Linked DNA regions of Homo sapiens: region 1 is linked to region 2. A link is an interaction called in ENCODE POLR2A ChIA-PET data of the cell type or tissue named here. Cell type or tissue: MCF 10A. All regions are shown on one strand. Each heading gives the region's core, and the rest is flanking DNA. Links, peaks and the distances in the headings are about the cores only. Region 1 holds the start of ROS1 (ROS proto-oncogene 1, receptor tyrosine kinase). Region 2 overlaps DCBLD1 (discoidin, CUB and LCCL domain containing 1).

Region 1 (5,394 bases), core at 93-5,092, 73 kb before region 2:
GGCCAAATAATGGCCTCCATAGAATAATGGCCTCCAGCTCCATCCAAGTTGCTGCAAAGACATTATTTCATTCCTTTTTATGGCTGAGTAGTATTCCATGGTGTATATATATCACATTTTTTTATCCACTCATCAGTTGATGGACACTTATACTTCTTTTTTGAAGTGGCTGTTTATATTCTAAATTCATCTTACATGCTTTTATGTGTATCAGGGATTTTTTCTTTAAAAACATTATTTATCATGTGTAATACTTTTTTTCCACTTTTTGGCTTTGCAGTTATTGTATACTGTTGTCATAACAGTTTAAGTTTCTAAGTAGTCAAATTTATTGATAATTTCTTTTTAGGGAGTCTAAATTTTTTAATTAGGCTTCTTAAGGCATTTCTACTTCAAGATTACAGAAACAGTCACCCCAATTTCTTCTAATATTTTTATGAAGTAAACACTTGCTTTGTTTTGTTTATTTGTCTGTTTGCATTTAAGTAAACCTTTCTGTTTTTGTTTCTTAGAAACAGAGTCACCCAGGCTGGAGCACAGTGGTGTAATCACAGCTGACAGCATCCTCGACCTCCCTGCTCAATCAATCCTCCCACCTCAGCCTCCTAAGTAGCTGGGACTACAGGTGCATGCCACCACGCCTAGCTAATTTTTGTATTTGTTGTAGAGACAGGAGTCTCACCATGTTGCCCAGGCTGGTCTCAAACTCCTGGGCTGAAGGGAACTGTCCGCCTCAGCCTCCCATAGTGCTGGAATTACAGGCATGAGCCATCGCACTTAACCAAAAGTCATACCTTTTTACAAAATATATCCTGAAATTTATTTGAATCTGGCAGTTATGTAGGAATTTTTTATGCTACATGGATAGCAACTCATTGGTTTGAATTGTCATCTTTATCATATTTCACATTCTTTATGTACATGGTTTTATTTCTTGATTGTATTCTGTTTTACTCACAGGTTTATTCCTGTAGCAATAAAAACTATGCTAATTTGTAAATATTTTATAAAATTTCTGAATTATGATCTTATTATATTATTTTGTTTTAATGTTATATATTGATATACAAGACAATTTTTCATGTCTGTACATTAATTTTTTAAAAATCTTCCAAATCCTATTATTTCTAATAGTCTTTCAGTTGATTTTCAGTTTATTTCTTTGGAACTTAAGATACAAATCAAAAATAAATGTATTGTCATCACCCTCTAATATTATAAAAGCACATCATGTTTGTAACAGCCTTTAACTGTCTAGTGATAGAAACCTTGATATCTCAGTATTTGATAACTTACTTTAGGGCATTGATTACATAATTCACTTCTTTTGTATTCCGAATTGCATCCACCACAGAGCTGAATATACATAGATACCTAGGAAAATTTATTGAATGGAATCCATTCAATAAATTGATATTGAATGAAATTTATTGAATGGAATTGATACTCCTGAGCCCTTCTCAATATTAGTTCCTCAGTTGTTGTGATTTGTTAATTCAAAAAAAAAAGGGGGTTTGTGATGTAATTCAGGAATGGAAAACCAAACATCGTATGTTCTCACTGATAAGTGGGAGCAAAACTATGAGAATGCAAAGGCATAAAAATGATACAATGGGCTTTGGGGACTTAGGGGAAAGAGTGGGAGCAGGGTGAGGGATAAAAGACTACAAATATGGTGTAGTGTATACATGGCTGATGGGTGCACCAAAATCTCACAGATCACCACTAAAGAATTTACTCATGTAACCAAATAGCACCTGTTCCCCCAATAACTTATGGAAACATTAAAAAAGGGTTTTGTTGCTAAAGATGGGAAAATTATGATTAAACAAAGCTTTTAACATGTTATTGTGCCCTGTGAATCTACAAAAAGAGGGCATAGCAAAATACACTTCCACAAATGATTCAACCGTGAATTCTTTTTTCTTTATCATAAAGGATCTCACAATACTAGAGTTCTGAAGAGCATTAATTGTTTGTTGTTTTCTGCAGCACATGGCTTCTAGAATTCAAAAAAACTTTTCAGTTAATACTTTCAACTAGTACATGCAGATCTCTGTTAACGTAAGATAAAAGTAATGTAAAATACCAATGCTCAAGCATAGAACTCTGCTTCGTGCAATTTGGCCCACAATTCTAACATTTTATTTTTGGACAAGACATTCTTGTGGTGACTTTTTTTTTTTAAGAAAACATTTCTCAATATCAAGAATCACCCAATAAAATTATAGATGACCTTCAGAGTAAATGTCCATGTTTTTAAAAATGATGCAGAAAATATAATAAACTTGAGCACTTTGTATATCCTCTCCTGTGAACCATGGTTACATTCAATTGTACATTCACTTCACTTTTGTCCCTCCAGGCCCTATGTGGGAACATGTAGTACTTTCACTGGTCAAATTGGCAGACCGTGTCTCTCTTGCTGTTGCCACACATCAGCTGTGCCATTCTCTGTAGGTGGTGAACGGAAGGCAACTCAACAAAGGAACAAACTGTCTATTCCTACTGCCAAACCCTGGAAGCAAGGAGCCCACACAAAAAGATAAGAATAAATAAAACGACAGTAAAATAAAATGGAGACTGCAATATTGGAAACAACTAAAATCAGTTTCAGTAGCAGGGAAATTAACAAATAAATTATGGTGGTACATTCATATAATGGAATACTCTAAAGATAATAAAGATTCTGTTTCTAAAAAAATCTCAGGGTCTAGGGGAAAACTCACAATACAATGTAATGAAAAAGCTGGTTGCATAGCTGGGTGTAAATTATAGATATATATGTATACATATATATATATGAGGAAAAATACTAAAAGAAAATTCAATCAAAAGATTACTAGGGCTAGAATTAGAAGTTTTTTATTCTTCTGTAGTTCTCTATGTTATAAATATTTTATTTAAAATGTATACTCTTATTATAATTAGAAAAAAGTTAAAATCTTTTTTAGAACATTTAGTTTTCCATTCAGTAGTTGAAACATTTAGTAGTTCCATTCTTCCATTTTTAAGTTTGGGTTACAAATATAAAAAACTAAAGCATGCAATTCTATATTAAAGGCAATGAAGTCTTCGGCAAAGATTTATATAAAATACTAAACTTTTAAAAAAATGCTACTAACCATGGTAAACCTAAGTAGTGTTTTAAACTACAGTTTAAATCAAAAGTGTATAAGTGCAAGTTTCTTTTTAATCTGCCACATAATTCTATCTCCAATACTTTAGAATAATATAATGAATACTATATTTAGTACTTGCATTATGTTTAAAAGTATGGCTATAGATAGGGTCATATGCAAACTATCATGATATTTTATTTGTCTTTAGACAGGAAGAGTGCATTTTCTCTGTCTATAGAGTACTTGGTTTTTAAAGTTAATTCAGTGACTGTTTTAAGCACAACTAAATTACAACTGAAAAGAGATGGTACAATAGTTAGAGAAGGGATGACACCCAGAAATGAGAATGAAAGCATGAATTTCCATATAAAAAACTCACTAACTAAAATAATAAATGCACAAACAGAAATAAAGAAATGTACAAATAATTATTGCTTTAAAATATTATTTTACATGGCAACTGTATCTGCTTCCTTTTTCATCCAGCTCCCTACACAGCTGGAATTAGCAGGCATTATCCTGTGGCCAAACCGATTTCAGGTTTCAAGACAACTACTAATGACTTTGTAATAAATAAGTTTAAATAGAAAGTTTTTAAGTGTGCAAAATTGGCAAAATTGATTCCATTTAAACCTCCTTTACCCAGTCCTCTAGCCCAAAAAATATATGACCACATACCCTAAAGAAATAAAATAGCCTGCTTTATCTTCTGCAATTATAAGGGCTCCTAACTTATTTAAGAAAAAATAATCTATCTTGCCTTGTTGCCACCACTTCTCATAAGAAAACTCCTCATAAAGAGAAAACAATTCTATCAGTTATAACAAGCTGAATGCTACATGTTCTAGTTCCTGCAAAGACAAATATTAGATTGTGAGACTTACCAGATTAGTTACACACGACTTTAGGCAGCTATTTAAAACTGTACACTGCACCACAGAAATCCATAGGCAGCCAAGAGTTGCAAAATTGACAAGCTTCGGAATAAGACAGTAAATGTTCTTCATCACTTCACCAATGGCAGATTTTTAGATGGCCGGTCTAATTTTCTCCATTTTGCTATATGAATTATTTGGGCTTCATCACTTCAATTGGAGGAGTAGCTGATGGATTTTGCTTTGTTTGTTTTGCTATATTAGGATATACTTGCCTTTTGAAATAATACTTAGCCTTTTTCATTTAGACCTTTGAATGCTTGAAAGCTTGTAACAGTTCCATAAGAGCTATTTCATAACAGCTTCCTTTTACTCCCATAAAGTCACCCAGTGACTAAAGGTTAGTTCTTAGAAGTGCACTTCACATGGAAATTAAAGAAAACGAATTGTATTTCAGCAAGGGTGTGACACATGCAGTCTGAAACTGGAACATTTCAGTGGGTCGTCCACCACCTTACTTCTCTGAGCTCTTTTCAGCTCTGCAGGGAATTGGGTTTTGACCACGTATGCTTTAGCAAACAGTAGCACTATTATAATAAAGAATTATTGGAAAAATAGAGGCACCCAAATCAAGCAATGCAACTGAGAGAGAAAACAGAACTCAGAAGCCAAATACATATTTTTAAATTTAAGAGCAAACAAAGCTGAAATTAATAGACAAATACCCTGGGAGAGAGTTAAAAACAAGGAAGTTGGTTAGAGTACTCTCAGAACTTTACTACATATTAACTAAAATACTGACTTATCAGGTCTATCGAGACAGCTGAAACTAGTTACCAGAAACCTAAGATATGTTCAAGTGTCTGCTTTGAGAAGGAAACATTGTACAAGCTTCCTTCCTGCCTGCCTTCCTTCCTCTCTCTCTCTCTCTCTCTTTCTTTGAGACTGAATTTCTGTCTGTCGCCCAGGCTACAGTGCAGTGGCATGATCCCAGCTCACTGCAACCTCCGCCTCCCAGGTTCAAGCGATTCTCCTGCCTCAGCCTCCCGAGTAGCTGAGACTACAGACGCCCGCCACCATGCCCAGCTAATTTTTGTATTTTTAGTAGAGATGGGGTTTCACCATGTTGCCCAGAGTGGTCTCGATCTCTTGACCTCGTGATCCGCCCACCTCGGCCTCCAAAAGTGCTAGGATTACAGGCGTGAGCCACCGCGGTACAACAGGCCAACCTCCTTGTTTTCTTAAATAAATTATACTAAATGTAACTTAACCTTTTCTTAATGATATAAGGTTCTCCCTATGAGTAACACATGCATGAGGTTTTGTTTTGAGCTGAACGTCTTTTGATTGGATTTTTGTTTGTTTGTTTTTTAATTTTTGTGGGTACATAGTAGGTG
Region 2 (5,394 bases), core at 142-5,141:
AGCATGTTCCAGCGGCAGGAAAGATTTCTTGACTTATCTTCAGCTGAAGCAGTGGCAGCTTGGATATTACATCAACATCCTGACATTATTAACAAAGGTCAGCAGCCTCTTTTCTCTGACTTCCTTATTCTAAGCATCTATTCAACAGAGATAAAACAGTTGTCTTAGAATTGTTTCGCTGTACAAACAAGTTTTTTTTTTTTCTTAAAAGTCTTCTTTGAAATTAAGAAACTTCTCTTAACCAATGTGTCCAGTTTGTTGTAGATGCCCACAAAGGACTTGTAACTTAATAACAACAGTGAGAAAAGTCTTGCTTTTGAATCAAGTCACATAATATAACTTCAGTATCATTTTTAGAACTCCAGAGGCCAAAGTCCACTTCTCCACGTAAGATCTTCAATCCCAGAAGCCCTATCATGGGATCTCTCTGTGTGTCCCACTTGTGAGAGTCTAACCCAGGAGTTCACCAGTATGTCTCACAGAGCACTACTCCCAGGAGATGCCCCAAGAGGAAAGAGTTTTCTGGGAAATACTGTAAACTGCAACACGCATCAGAGCTTCACTATACACTGTAAGGGCTTTGAGATGTTCTGTGGTAAAGAAAAAGGTGGAATTCTGCAAGCTTACTGACCTTGCAGCTCTTTTGAGGAGGGTGAGGGCATAACCCCCTGGTAAACCACCCAGACTAGTACCACAGTATCTACTTCAGGACATGCTGACATAGCAGTAAGTGGGCATTAGATAAATACTGGGAAATGCATTCTAATTAGACTTTCTCAGCCGATTAAAGCACACACACACAGCCTTATTCATCTTCACCACACCCAGTTATGGTTGGTAATTTTACAGATGAGGAAAATTGATATACACTAAATGGGGGATTTCTTAGGATCATACAGCCAATGGGTGATGGAATTTGGACAAAGTCAGCTAATTCAAAGCAATATTTTTGATACTTTAATAATGTGTAGAATTTTAAGATAAAAATAGTAGCAGTTAACATATTGAATTTTTACTATATGGTTGCCTCTGTGCTTGATACTTTGTTTTTATTAGCATTCTCCCTTTTAATGCTCATGAAATTGGGCACTATTGTTGTCTTTAGATTATGGATGATGGAATTCAGTTTTACCTTAGAGAGGTAAAAAGACTCACCCAAGGCCACAAAGCCAGTGTTAGGCAGGGCTGTGCCAGAATCCAGGTTGTAACCATTATGCTCTGTCACCTCCCAAGTATATGGAAATAATTTATGAATTAGGAAATGATAGGTGTGTCAACTCTCCTCCCCCACATCCACAAGCCTTCTAATAATCTTTTGCTTTTCAGCAGAAGTCTCAAGACTGGAGAGTGACCAAAAACTGCAGTGTTCACTGATTTTATGTATAGCACATTAAAGAATAGCATTGGCTAGATTTTGAGATTTTTTTCCTTTGGCAGCAAATTATGAATCTTTTAAATATCTTAACATGGTAATTATTGATGTCTTTGGACACTGATGGAAGTAATCCCACATTATATAGGGAATCATAGAGGAATCGTAGATAGGATCTCTTTAAATGATTTGATTCATTTTCATACATTCAGACTGATTTATTTTAAGTGACACTTTTAGCTGATAGGAATGTTGAAAGTTTCCACAGAGAGACTTTTGACATATTCCTTGTGTTTCCTTTTATTTTACTTTCAAATGTTTCATCTGCTGAGTCAACAGCATTATCATCCTTATTAGATCACTAGTCATATCATTAGCATCTATTTTATATGTGGTGAGAATAAAGTTGAAAGAGATTGTCAGTTTTATAAAACATGGTCATGTGTTTCTAGTCGATAGCTGTAACTTCTTTCAGCATAGTATTATTATCCATATTCCTTTCAGAAAAACTGAAGATTTTGAATAATTATTTTGTTTTATCATTACAAGTTCTGTTTTGCCTTTGTTCATTCTCACATAGCAACTGAGGCCCTTTTGCTCCTGTTTTTCTTTTGCTTCTGGCGGCCTACAAGGTAAAAAGCTAAGCACAATTGAAGAAGAGCAAAGTTTCTAAGAGAGTAAGGCTGAGAATGGAATTAATGATATCTTGGAAAATCTGTTTGCCCTACCATCAGACAAAACTCTGTAATAATTGCAAGCTCTCCTTTGTGGTTGAAAAGATTGTAGTCATCAAGAGCTCACTTGATCTTAGACATGGGAAGAAATTTTCTCACACCCACACATGGATGATTGTATATGTGTTGAGACCTGTTGTAACTTGAATATTAGAAGAGCAAGGATACAACTAATGAAATCATGTTTTTAGAAATGGTTTTACTTTTGTGATATTTTAGAGCACTCTTTCCCAAGTTGCAGGTTAGGACCCATTAATAGGTAATGAAATCACTTCAGTAGGCACAACCAGTATGCTTTGACAAAAACAAAAATGAAACTGAATAGAATAGGAAATAATCACAGTGCATTACATGTAATAAAATAGTGGTATCATTTAACTTTTGTTCATTGTTTATGCATGTGTATGCATATGTGATTACTTGAGGTGTGATAAAAAAATCTGTGTTCTAACTCTAGGCCATAATAATAATTTTAAAAAAGCTTGAGGTTTCTGTCTTACTCTAAGGACTAGTTAATAATCAATCTAAAAAGTATATGTGATTAGCCGGGCTTGGTGGTACATGCCTGTAATCCCAGCTAATCGGGATGCTGAGGCAGGAGAATTGCTTGAACCTGGGAGGCGGAGGTCAGTAAGCCGAGACTGCGCCACTGCACTCCAGCCTGGGCGACAGAGCAAGACTCCGTCTCAAAAAAAATTTAAAAAAAGTATATTTGCACTGTTCAATTTACTCCACCCAAATCATTTTCCAACAAGTGCAATTCAGTTACAAGTTTTCTTTTAAAGTCTAATCATACTTTCTAGTATTGCAGAACTTAGTCCATACCAGGTATATCTTATTTTGCTTTTCTTTTAGTGGAACATGATTTCTTATCAAAGGGAAATAGTCTTTTAAGGAAGTTATTGTTTTCCTTTTGTAGTGGATGGAATTAAAGTAGACTAAATAAAGGATTGGCTTGTGTATACAAGCATCTAGGATTTGTTCTAAGCTTATTTAGAAAGTAGCTTGTATATCGACAACTCTTGAATAGCTGATGTTAAAAGCTAAAAGGTAGAGACCTATCCATTAATTTCAGGCATTTGGAGAATAGATACTGAGTCCATATCTCTGTAACTCTGTCAAGTTAGTCTCAAGAATTTACTTGTTAATATATCTTTCTTCTCTTGACTGGACTTCTTGAAGTGAGAACTACAGTATACTAAGTTCCTAGTTGTTTGTTTCCTGAATTTTTAATGACAGTCCGTGACTTCTTCCTATCTGTATTATGAGGCTAATGTTGAAAGTAGCCTTTAGTGTTACAAAGAATGTTAGGTGAATTTGGTAGTTTTAATTATATTATTTTTCTCCTTTATATGTATTCATATTATAGAATATTTAGAGGAAAAATGTATAAATAAAATGAAAATCACTTGTAAACTTATACCATAGAAGTAAACACTTTAAATATTACACATCTATGTGTGTACAATATATTCTGTATTAAAGTGTTTTCATGTTAAATATTCTTCTAAAACATGAGTAACTTCCTTAACATCACATTGCTTGGAGATATCAGTTTGGCTGTTCATTTCTAATTTAGATTGTTTCCAAATGTTCAGAATTAAAATCTGTATACTTAAATTCTGTACATAGATCACTTTGGGAGTTCTGAAATATTCATGAATACTTGCACCTTTTTCCAGAATCTAAACTTCATACATCTAGTTTTGTTCTTGTAAATTGTTTTGAGGAAGTGGTGGTCAGTGTCACAAACCAGCTGTGGCTCCAAACAGACACCAGGATTTAGGCCCATTACAGAGAGACCACCCTGGAAATATTCTACAGTTGAGAGGAGCTTTCAGTCTAGAAGAGGAGGAAATGATACTTAGTTTAGTCATCATGTGCTTTGGCAAGAAATTACAGTCGAAAGGAAGGAACAGATAAACATTGTGTGGTGTAGCCACTTTGAAGAGTGGTCAAATTCCCTGTGGCAAAACTTCCTCCTCCCCTCTTCATTCCCCATTCCCCCTATTTTGATGTTAGATAGGTGGCACTTTACTGTGTCACTCCCGGCCTATCCTCCCCACAACACTACTTGGAGTTTAATCATAAGATCGTGGTTTTATTTTTTTCCCTTAAAGATGGATCTTTATTTCTTTTAATTTTTAATATTCTTAGAACTGTGAGCCCTCATCATCCATCTATAGCAACCATCAACATTTCTCCGTATTTTTTCATTTATTCTGCATCACCTCTTTTTTGCCAGGTATTTTAAGGCAAATCCCAGACCTTATGTCATTTCAGCCCTGCATATGTCAGTAGGCATCCCTCAAAAAAATGGCATTTTCTTATGTAGCCTCAATGCCATTATCTCACCTAATAAAATTATAATTATCTGAAATTATTTAATATCTCAATTATCTATTTAAAAGATTTTATAAGGTTGGTTTTTCAAATCAGGATTCAAGCAAGTCTCACTTAATTGCTATGGCACATAAGTGTCTTTTAAATCTAAAATAAACACTTTTTTGTGTGTGCCTCTTCATTTAATTCATTGCTGAAGAAACTGGGTCAACTGTATTTCATAGAGAGCTTTTTTTTGCAGATCTGTTTAATGCTTTAATTAAAAGAATTTTAGGCTAGGTGCAGTGGTGCACACCTGTAATCCCAGCATTTGGGAGGCCAAGGCGGGAAGATCGCTTGAGCCTAGGAGTTCCAGACCAGCCTGGGCGACATAGTGTGGCCCCCATCTCTACCAAAAAAAAAAAAAAAAATCTGCCAGGTGTGGTGGTGTGTGCCTGTAGTTCCAGCTACTTGGGAGGCTGACGTGGGAAGATTGCTTGAGCCTCAGAGGTCGAGGGTGCAGTGAGCTGTGATTGTGCCACTGTATTCCAGCCTGGGTGATGGAATGAGACCGTCTCAAAAAGAAAAAGAAAAAAAAAAGAGAAAAAGCATACAGGATAACAAAATGCAAAGAGTATAAAAAAGTATAAAATAGAAAAAGTAAAAGCCTCCTCACTTCCATCCCCAGCCAGGCAAACTTGATTGACATTATTTTTTCAATTATTTAATTAACCTTTTTATTTTCAGATCATTGTAGATCACATGCAATTGGAAGAACTAATACAGAGAGATATTGTATACATTTTACCTAGTTTCCCTCAATTATAACATCTTTGCAAACTACAATACCATATCACAACCAGGATACTGACATTGATACCTAAGACAAAGAAGATAAACTGATAGATTTTTAAGTAACTTTTGTCTTCTTTGTCAGTGATTGTCAATTAGAGAGAGTCAGGCTAT

What was found. Peaks named below come from ENCODE experiments on the same cell type or tissue, not always from the same donor. Only the 100,000 strongest peaks of a DNase experiment are listed, where the experiment ranks them.
Region 1: POLR2A ChIA-PET joins it to region 2 with 24 read pairs; 2 of 35 experiments call an interaction of 5 or more read pairs at or near these places.

Annotation. Positions count from the first base shown.
Region 1 is chr6:117,421,528-117,426,921 of GRCh38, forward strand. ROS1 (ROS proto-oncogene 1, receptor tyrosine kinase) reads right to left here and starts at 4,415. Exons shown (of 44, transcript NM_001378902.1): 1 at 4,007-4,415. The coding sequence starts at 4,129. In MCF 10A, for the core only: no CTCF peak of the experiment used is centred there; DNase peaks (open chromatin) are centred at 2,414, 4,114 and 4,404.
Region 2 is chr6:117,494,399-117,499,792 of GRCh38, forward strand. All of the region lies in intron 1 of DCBLD1 (discoidin, CUB and LCCL domain containing 1), which reads left to right. Among named protein-coding and RNA genes, the nearest start is that of DCBLD1, 14 kb to the left of the region's middle. In MCF 10A, for the core only: no CTCF peak of the experiment used is centred there; DNase peaks (open chromatin) are centred at 2,203 and 4,013.